2 separate regions of the Homo sapiens genome follow, and region 2 is linked to region 1. Evidence: read pairs that join two places in POLR2A ChIA-PET (ENCODE). Cell type or tissue: MCF 10A. All regions are shown on one strand. Each heading gives the region's core, and the rest is flanking DNA. Links, peaks and the distances in the headings are about the cores only. Region 1 overlaps LOC105374974 (a long non-coding RNA gene). Region 2 has its middle 510 kb from the start of LINC03005.

Region 1 (4,408 bases), core at 207-4,206:
GAAGGGATGTGAAAAGATGTTACATGCAAATGGAAACCAAATGTTAATAGCTATACTTATATCAGATAAAACAGACTTTAAGTTGAAAACTGTGAAAATAAGCAAATAAAGTAATTATATAATGATAAATCAATTTAGCAAAAGGATATAACAATTCTAATTATATATGTATTCAACACAAGAGCACCCAGGCATATAATGCAAAGATGTTTAGATCTAAAGGGAGAGATAGACCTCAATGTAATAATAGTTGGAGACTCTAACATCCCACTCTCAGCATTGGATAGATCATCTTTACAGAAAATCAACCAACAAATATTGAACTTAAACTGTACTTTAGAGCAAATGAACCTAGCATACATTTACAGAACATTTTAATCCAACAGCTTCAGAATATACATTCTTCTCATTGGCACATGGAACATACTCCAGGATAGACCATGTATTAGGCAACATAATAAGTCTCAAAAAATTTTTAAAAATCAAAATTATATCAGTTTTTAAAAATCAAAATTACATATTTTCAAGCCATGGTGAAATGAAATTAATAAAAAGAACCAATGTCATTCTTTACAGAAATAGAAAATAAATGCTAAAATTTGTATGAAACCACAAAGAAGTCTAAATAGTCAATGCTATCTTGAGCAAAAATAACAAAGCAGGAAGCATCACTTCAAAATATACTACAAAGACATAGTAACCAAGGCAACATGACATTGATATGAAAACAGACACGTAGGCCAATGGAACAGAATCAAGAGCCCAGAAAAATATTCACGTATTTACAACCAACTGATTTTCAACAAAGGTGCCAAGAACAGACATTGGTGAAAGAACACTCTCTTCGATAAATGGTGGTAGGAAAACTATCTATTTATATGTGAAGAATGAAATAGACTCCTATCCCTTACATATCACCTTACCTGTTAAATTTTTAAAGTTTTTGCACAGCAGAGGAAACAATGAACACAGTAAACAGACAATTTACAAAAAGGAAGAGAACATTTTCGAACTGTTCACCTGACAGGACTAATTTGCAGAATATACAAGGAACTCAAACAATTCAACAGCAAAACAAAAACAAATAATCTCATTAAATACTGGACAAAGGATCCGAATAGACATTTCTCAAAAGGAGGCATATAAATGGCAAACAGGTATATGAAAAAATGCTGAGCATCACTAATCATCAGAGAAATGCAAATCAAAATCACAATGAGATATCTCATCCCAATTAAAATGGCTATTGTTAAAAAGACAAAACATAACGAATGCTAGCAAAGATTCAGAGAAAGGGAAACTCTCGTACACTGTTGGTAGGAATGTACATTAGTATAGTCAGTATAAAAAACAGTATGGAAGTTGCTTTAAAAAAACAACTAAAAATAGAGCTATTAATACTATATGATCCACAATCCCACTGCTGGGTATTTATCCAACAGTAAGGAAATCAGAATATCAAAGGGATACCTTCACCATCATTTTTATTGCAGCACTATTCACAATAGCCAAGATTCAGAATAAACCTAAGTGTTCATCAATGGATGAATGTATAAATGTGGTCCATAAAAATATAATGGAATACTATTCAACCATAAAAAAGAATGAAATTTTGTCATTTATAGCAACATGGATGGAGCTGCTGATCATCATGTTAAGTGAAATAAGCCAGGCACAGAAAGACAACTATTCCACGTTCTCACCCTTCTGTGAGAGCTAAAAAAAAAAGCTGATGTATTGGAGGTAGAGAGTAGAATGATAATTACCAGAGGCTGGAAAGTGAAGTGGGATGAAAAGAGTTTGATTAATGGGTACAAATGTACAGTTAGATGGAAGAAATAAGTTCTAGTGTTTGATAGAATAGGGTGTCTATAGTTAGCAATAATATATTGTATATTTGAAAATAGCTAGAAGAGAAGATCTGAAATTTTCCCAGCACACACAAAGATAAATGTTTGAGGTGATGGATATCCTAATTACCCTGATTTGATGATTACACATTGTATGCATGTATCAAAATATCACATGTACCCCATAAATATGTACAATTATTATGTATCAATAAAAATATAAAATTAGAATATTTTAAATATAAACACACTTCAGTTTTGACATAGATTAAAACTGAAATATAGTATAGGAAATATTAGCTGATATCCTTCATCACATCAATTTCTCTATTTGTATACAAAGTTTAAGACTGATGAAGTGTCTACTTTAATATGAGGCAGTAATAGAGAGGCTGTGTGGTGTCCACCAAAGAGTACAGGCTATAGAGTTATAATAACCAGGTTCCAGTCACTTATCTCACTCATGTGGCCTTGGCCTGTAGCCTTAGTGCATTATTAATCTAAGCTTTTCTCCTTAGATAACTGAGGTTAATGACAAAATCTGTCATTGTCTCTCTCAGTGTTATTGTTAAGGTCAAGTAAGATATTTCATAAAAATAAAATTATTTGTGTTGTTACTGTCATCATCATCATCATCATAATGCAACTGAGAAGTTAAGTAATAATTATTTATTGTATTCAGAAACAAAATATGTTGACTTTTTCAATGGATATGAAGTTACTAGTGACAATAATCAATCTTGTTGACCAGATTGGGTAGTTCCTGAATTTAAAATTGTTCCAGAGACAATGCAGAATTTAAAAATCTGAGTGCTCAGCAAGACACTCTTGGTTTTACATACCTATTTATTTTACTTTACCAAACTTCTACCATCTCACTTCTTCCTGTCTTTTTTTGCCTAACTTTTAAGTTCATGAATTTGTAGTTCAGAATGTTGCATTTATTCCTGACAACTTTAGAAGAGGCTCAAGGATGAAGAGCACAATTCTTATTGCATGCCCACCTTTTCATGTGGCACTTGCAACATTTCTAAATCCCAAGTCAGAGATAAAGTAGAGATCAGTTCAGGTAGCACAGATCTGTCAGTTGCTCAAAAGCAGGTGCAATAACTCAAGCTTTAGTTATGGGGAGGCTTGGAGATTTTAAATTATTTGGCAATAGATTTGAAATAAACCAGTCTGCTTTTCACAGTATGCCATTTTTAAGGGAGTAGATTTCAGAAATGCCATATTTATTCTAAGTAAAATTCTAAATTAATCCCATAAGAATAAAATGCTTTATTCTTAATTACAGATTATTTTTACCTTAATTGCTATTATGGTTCAATCTTCAAAAGGAAATAGTATATGACCATATTTTATTTTAACCTTGGCATGTGGTATAGTTTGGATATTTGTCCTCTCCAAATCTCATATTGAAATTTGATCCCCAATGTTGGAGGTGGAGCCTGGTGGGAGGTATTTGAGTCATGGGAGTGGCTCCTTAAGAATGCCTTGGTACTGTCCTCTGGGTAATGACTGAGTTCTTGCTCTATTAGTTCATGTAAAAGCTGGTTATTTTAAAAAGCATGGCACTTTCTGCTCTCTCTTCCTTCCTTTATTGCCATGTGCTATCTGCTCAATTTCCCCTTCTGCCATGATTGGAAGCTTCCTGAAGCCCTCACCAGAAGCAAATGCTGGTGCATGTGTCTTGTACAGCCTGCAGAACTGTGAGCCAAATAAAACTATTTTCTTCATAAATTACCCAGCCTCAGATAGTTCCTTTATAGCAATGCAAAATGGACTAAAACAGCATCTGATGTAATTTGTGACTCTTGAAATCTTTTGGGTAAATGCTCCTTAGAAGACATGCGTAGCATTTTAAAAAAACATCATTGCCCTAAAGAAACAGTAGATTCCCCAACAGCTTCCAAATTGAGCATGTAATTTGGGCGTGGGAGTTTTCTCCCCCCTAAAATAATAAGAACAGAATCAGTCACAGTATTATTTTGTGATGAAAAATTTTATGAATAGTTTAGCATACATCTTCAGGATCTAAGACCTAAAAAGATCAATCTTGCCCAAGGCCTGAAAATGTATGCAAAACTGTCTTTGTTTCATAAATAATTATGCTGGTATATCATTTCCATTGTGTTTTATTTTGTCTGTTGCCTATAGATTTTTAAACCATAAATGATATAAAATCATATTCCTAGAAATCTTCCTGTCTCTCACTAATGCCTCACAACATTCCCATATTTCCCTGAATGCTGTATTGCCTTGGTACTGTTTTTGAGTGATTTGATAATAACAGAGTGTTATTCCTGATTGTAATTCATTTTGCTTGCATATCAATCTTGTTGGGTTTGAATGTATACAAAGAATACTAATCACTGCACTGTATGTCTTTAATCTCTATCATAAAGAATCTTTGTTTGCATATGCAGGATTTTCAATAATATTTGCATAAAGAGTAAGTCAGACACTTTGATTACTAGTAATCTTTTCATGATGTGTAAGATTTTACACTTGAGGATAAGTTTTTTTTTTCCTTCAATTATTTGTTTTTCCCTGTCAGG
Region 2 (4,408 bases), core at 288-4,287, 96 kb before region 1:
ATTTATTTTCTTTTTTTTTTCTTTTTCTTTTTTTTTTTTTTTTTACTTGAGACGGGGTCTTGCTCTGTAGCCAGGCTGGAGTGCAGTGGCGCGATCTCGGCTCACTGCAACCTCTGCCTCCCAGGTTCAAGCGATTCTCCTGCCTCAGCCTCCTGAATAGCTGGGACTACAGGCGCCCGCCACCACGCCCGGCTAATTTTTGTATTTTTAGTAGAGACGGGGTTTCACCATGTTGGCCAGGATGGTCTCGATCTCTTGACCTCGTGATCGCGCGCCTCGGCCTCCCAAAGTGCTGGAATTACAGGCATGAGCCACTGCGCCCAGCCCAGTTTCTTTTTTTAAACTTTTACTTTAAGTTCAGGGGTACGTGTGTAGGTTTCCTTTGTAGGTACACTCAAGTCACAGTGGTTGCACAGATTATTTCTTCACCCAGGTATTAAGCCTAGTACCCCTTAGTAATTTTTCCTGCTCCTCTCCCTCTTCACAACCTCTACCCTCAGGTCAGCCCCAATGTCTGTTGTTGCCCTCTATGTGTCCATGTGTTCTCATCATTTGGCTCCCAGTTAAAAGTGACAACAAGTGGTATTTGGCTATTTGGTTTTCTGTTCCTGTGTTAGTTTGTTAGGGATAATGGCCTCTACCTCCATCCATCTTCCTGCAAAGGGCACGATGTTGCTTTTTTTTTATGGCTGCATTCTACTGGAAGTCTTGCTTTAAAAATACTCTATTGAATACATTTGCACATGCATATACACACACACACATATCCTCGAAATCCCAAATAATTGTTTCTATCAATTTTGTATCCATTGTTTAACAAAAAAATTTATATCTTTCCTTGATCAAGTTTTAAGTCTTAGATAACTACATGATAATGGTTTTAGATCAAGATGGCTTAAGGATTTACATAAATCCATAATCATTTATTCTCCCATTATTTAATAAAATCTTATTTTTTGAATTGATTTCTTTTTCCTCAGTTACCCTTTTTTTTGTGACTGTATGTTCAGTCTCTAGTTTTAAGAATGTATTCTATGAATTCTATTATCAATGAAATCGCTAAGATGCCATGGATGATTGACTCAGAGCATCACTGCTATCAGACAACATGACTCTAATTACATTCCTTATTGAGAGTTCATTCAAAAGACTGCACCATGTCTTTTATCATACAGAACCTTGCAATATTTACAGATATTTTGGTGGATAAAGGAGAGGAAGTTTAATTCAGAAAGATCGTTAAATAGATAAATACCCCCACTTCTCTGCTTGTGTTTCTAAGGTTTTTTAATTATTTATATTAAAACTAGAATGTGCATTGCAGCTTCCATGGTTTCTTGGATATTTACATGTGGCTATAGCATTCTTTCTGCCCCAAAAGAACTCTTTCTCGGCCTCCATTTATTGATAGACATTTAGGAAAATGATAACTGGGCAACTCATAATCCTTTATAGAACTAGGTAACCAGCACAATAAGCTCGAATAGTCTTAGATGTTTGAAGCTTCTTGTGCTTGGAGAAAAAATGATCAAATGGAGGATCTATTATGGCAGACAGGAGGCAGGACTAGATTGCAGCTCCGGACAGAGCGGTGTGCAGAGGCTCCCGTTGTGAATTTTAGCTCCCGATCGACTGCAGGAACAAACCGGCAATCCTGGGAGGACCCACAGACCCTTTGAGGGAAGTGGGCTGCTCCTGCAGGACCCAGGGGACACCCCAAATACTGTGAATGCCCCAACTGTGGAAGTGAGAAAGAGAGAGACCCTCCTCTCCCGAGAAACACACACCCCCACTGGAGAAACTGAAGGGCTGTTTGTGGGAGAAATTTCCAACCTTACCTGGAGCTGAGTCAATGTAGAGAAGCAAGCAAAATATACGGGTAGAGGAAGCAGCAGAAAGGTCCTGGGAGCTCGCTGGGTCCTTAAGCAGGTCATTCCTGCCTGGCACCACAGGGATCCATCAGGAGGGTGGCCAGAGGAGCAGAAGGTAAAACTCCACAGGAAGAAGGAACCCTCTAGCTGAACTTTGTAACAATTTGCAGGGGCGAGAAGCCTCCAGGCCAGAACTCAGGGGAAGATGCAAATCCGGTGTGCAGACTCCTCAGTGGGGGAACAACCACGCCCTTTTCTTGCCCAGCTGGGAGGCGGATAGCCTGGGGCAAATTTTCAAACCCCTCTCGCCCACCACCTGGAAACAGACTCAGGGCTGTTGTGGGGGGCACGGTAGGAGTGAGACCGGGCCCTTCAGTTTGTGTGAGTGCTGAGTGAGTCCTGTAACTGCTGGCTTTCTTCCACTTCCCTGACAACCAGCATGAGTCAGCAGAGGCACCCATAATCAGTAGGTATACAACTTTAGTGACCTGAGAGTCTCATCCCTATTCCCCACAGCAGCCGCAGCAAGACCAGCCCAAGGAGAACCTGAGCTCAGACATGCGTAACCCTGCCCCAATCTGATGGTCCTTCTCTACCCTCCCTGGTAGTGGAAGACAAAGGGCATATAATCTTGGGAGTTCTAGGGCTCTGCCCATGGCTCATCCCTCTCCATACTACTACAGCTGAGGGTCTCTGGAAAGTGCCACCTCCTGGCAGGAGGCCAATAAGCACAAAAATAGAGCATTAAACCACCAAAGCTAAGAGCCCTCACGCAGTCCATTGCCACCCCGCCACCCCCCGCCCCCACAACCATCTCCACCAGAACAAGTGCTGGTATCCACAGCTGAGAGACCCATAGATGGTTCACATCACAGGACTCTGTGCAGACAATCCCCAGCACCAGCCCACAGCCGGGTAGACTCGCTGGGTGGCTAGACCCAGAAGAGAGACAACAATCACTGCAGTTCAGCTCACAGGCAGCCACATCCCTAGGAAAAGGGGGAGAATACTACATCAAGGGAACACCCCATGGGACAAAAGTATCTGAACAACAGCCTTCAGCCCTAGACCTTCCCTCTGACAGGGCCTACCCAAATGAGAAGGAACCAGAAAAACAACCCTGGTAATATGACAAAACAAGACTCTTTAACACCCCCCAAAAAAATCACACTAGTTCACCAGCAATGGAGCCAAACCAAGAAGAAATCCTTGATTTACCTGAGAAAGAATTCAGGAGGTTAGTTATTAAGCTAATCAGAGAGGCACCAGAGAAAGGCAAAGCCCAATGCAAGGAATCCAAAAAACGATGCAAGAAGTGAAGGTAGAAATATTCAAGGAAATAGATAGCTTAAAGAAAAAAAAATAAAAAATTCAGGAAACTTTTGACACACTTTTAGAAATGCAAAATGCTCTGAAAAGTCTCAGTAATAGAATTGAACAAGTAGAAGAAAGAAATTCTACACACCAACACCGACCAAGCAGAGAATCAAATCAAGAACTCAACCCCTGCCAGGCGTGGTGGCTCACGCCTGTAATCCCAGCACTTTGGGAGGCCCAGGCAGGCAGATCATGAGGTCAGGAGATAGAGACCATCCTGGCTAACACGGTGAAACCCCATTTCTACTAAAAATACAAAACATGAGCCAGGTGTGGTGGCGGGTGCCTGTAGTCCCAGCTACTCGGGAGGCCGAGGCAGGAGAATGGCGTGAACCTGGGAGGCGGAGCTTGCAGTGAGCCGAGATCGCTCCACTGTACTCCAGACTGGGCTACAGAGGGAGACTCCATCTCAAAAAAAAAAAAAAAAAAAAAGAACTCAACCCCTTTTACAATAGCTGCCAAAAAAACAAAAAACAAAAAACAAAAAACAACTTAGGAGTATACCTAACCAAGGAGTTGAAAGACCTCTACAAGGAAAACTACCAAACACTGCTGAAAGAAATCATAGACAACACAAACAAATGGAAACACATCCTATGCTCATGAATGGGTAGAATCAATATTGTGAAAATGACCATACTGCCAAAAGCAATCTACAAATTCAATGCAATCCCTATCAAAATACCACCATCATTCTTCAGAATATTAGAAAAAACAATTCTAAAATTTATATGGAACCAAAAAGAGCCTACATAGCCAAAGAAAGACAAAGCAAAAGAACAAATCTGGAAGCATCACACTACCTGATTTCAAACTATACTATAAGGTCATAGTCACCAAAACAGGGTGATACTGGTATAAAAATAGGCACATAGACCAATGAAACAGAATAGAGAATGCAGAAATAAACCCAAATACTTACAGCCAACTGATCTTCAACAAGCAAACAAAAACATAAAGTGGGGAAAGGACACCCTTTTCGACAAATGGTGATGGAATAATTGGCTAACCATATGTAGGAGAATGAAACTGGATCCTCATCTCTCACCTTATACAAAACTCAACTCAAGATGGATGAAGGACTTAAGGCCTGAAATTATAAAAATTCTAGAAGATAACATTGGAGAAACCCTTCTAGACATTGGCTTAGGCAAGGCTTT

Evidence for each region. ChIA-PET counts read pairs that join two places held together with the same protein. Peaks named below come from ENCODE experiments on the same cell type or tissue, not always from the same donor. Only the 100,000 strongest peaks of a DNase experiment are listed, where the experiment ranks them.
Region 2: POLR2A ChIA-PET joins it to region 1 with 5 read pairs; 2 of 35 experiments call an interaction of 5 or more read pairs at or near these places.

The regions. Positions count from the first base shown.
Region 1 is chr6:23,130,797-23,135,204 of GRCh38, reverse strand. All of the region lies in intron 2 of LOC105374974 (a long non-coding RNA gene), which reads left to right. Among named protein-coding and RNA genes, the nearest start is that of LINC03005, 420 kb to the right of the region's middle. In MCF 10A, for the core only: no CTCF peak of the experiment used is centred there; no DNase peak of the experiment used is centred there.
Region 2 is chr6:23,226,483-23,230,890 of GRCh38, reverse strand. No RefSeq gene overlaps it. Among named protein-coding and RNA genes, the nearest start is that of LINC03005, 510 kb to the right of the region's middle. In MCF 10A, for the core only: no CTCF peak of the experiment used is centred there; a DNase peak (open chromatin) is centred at 2,310.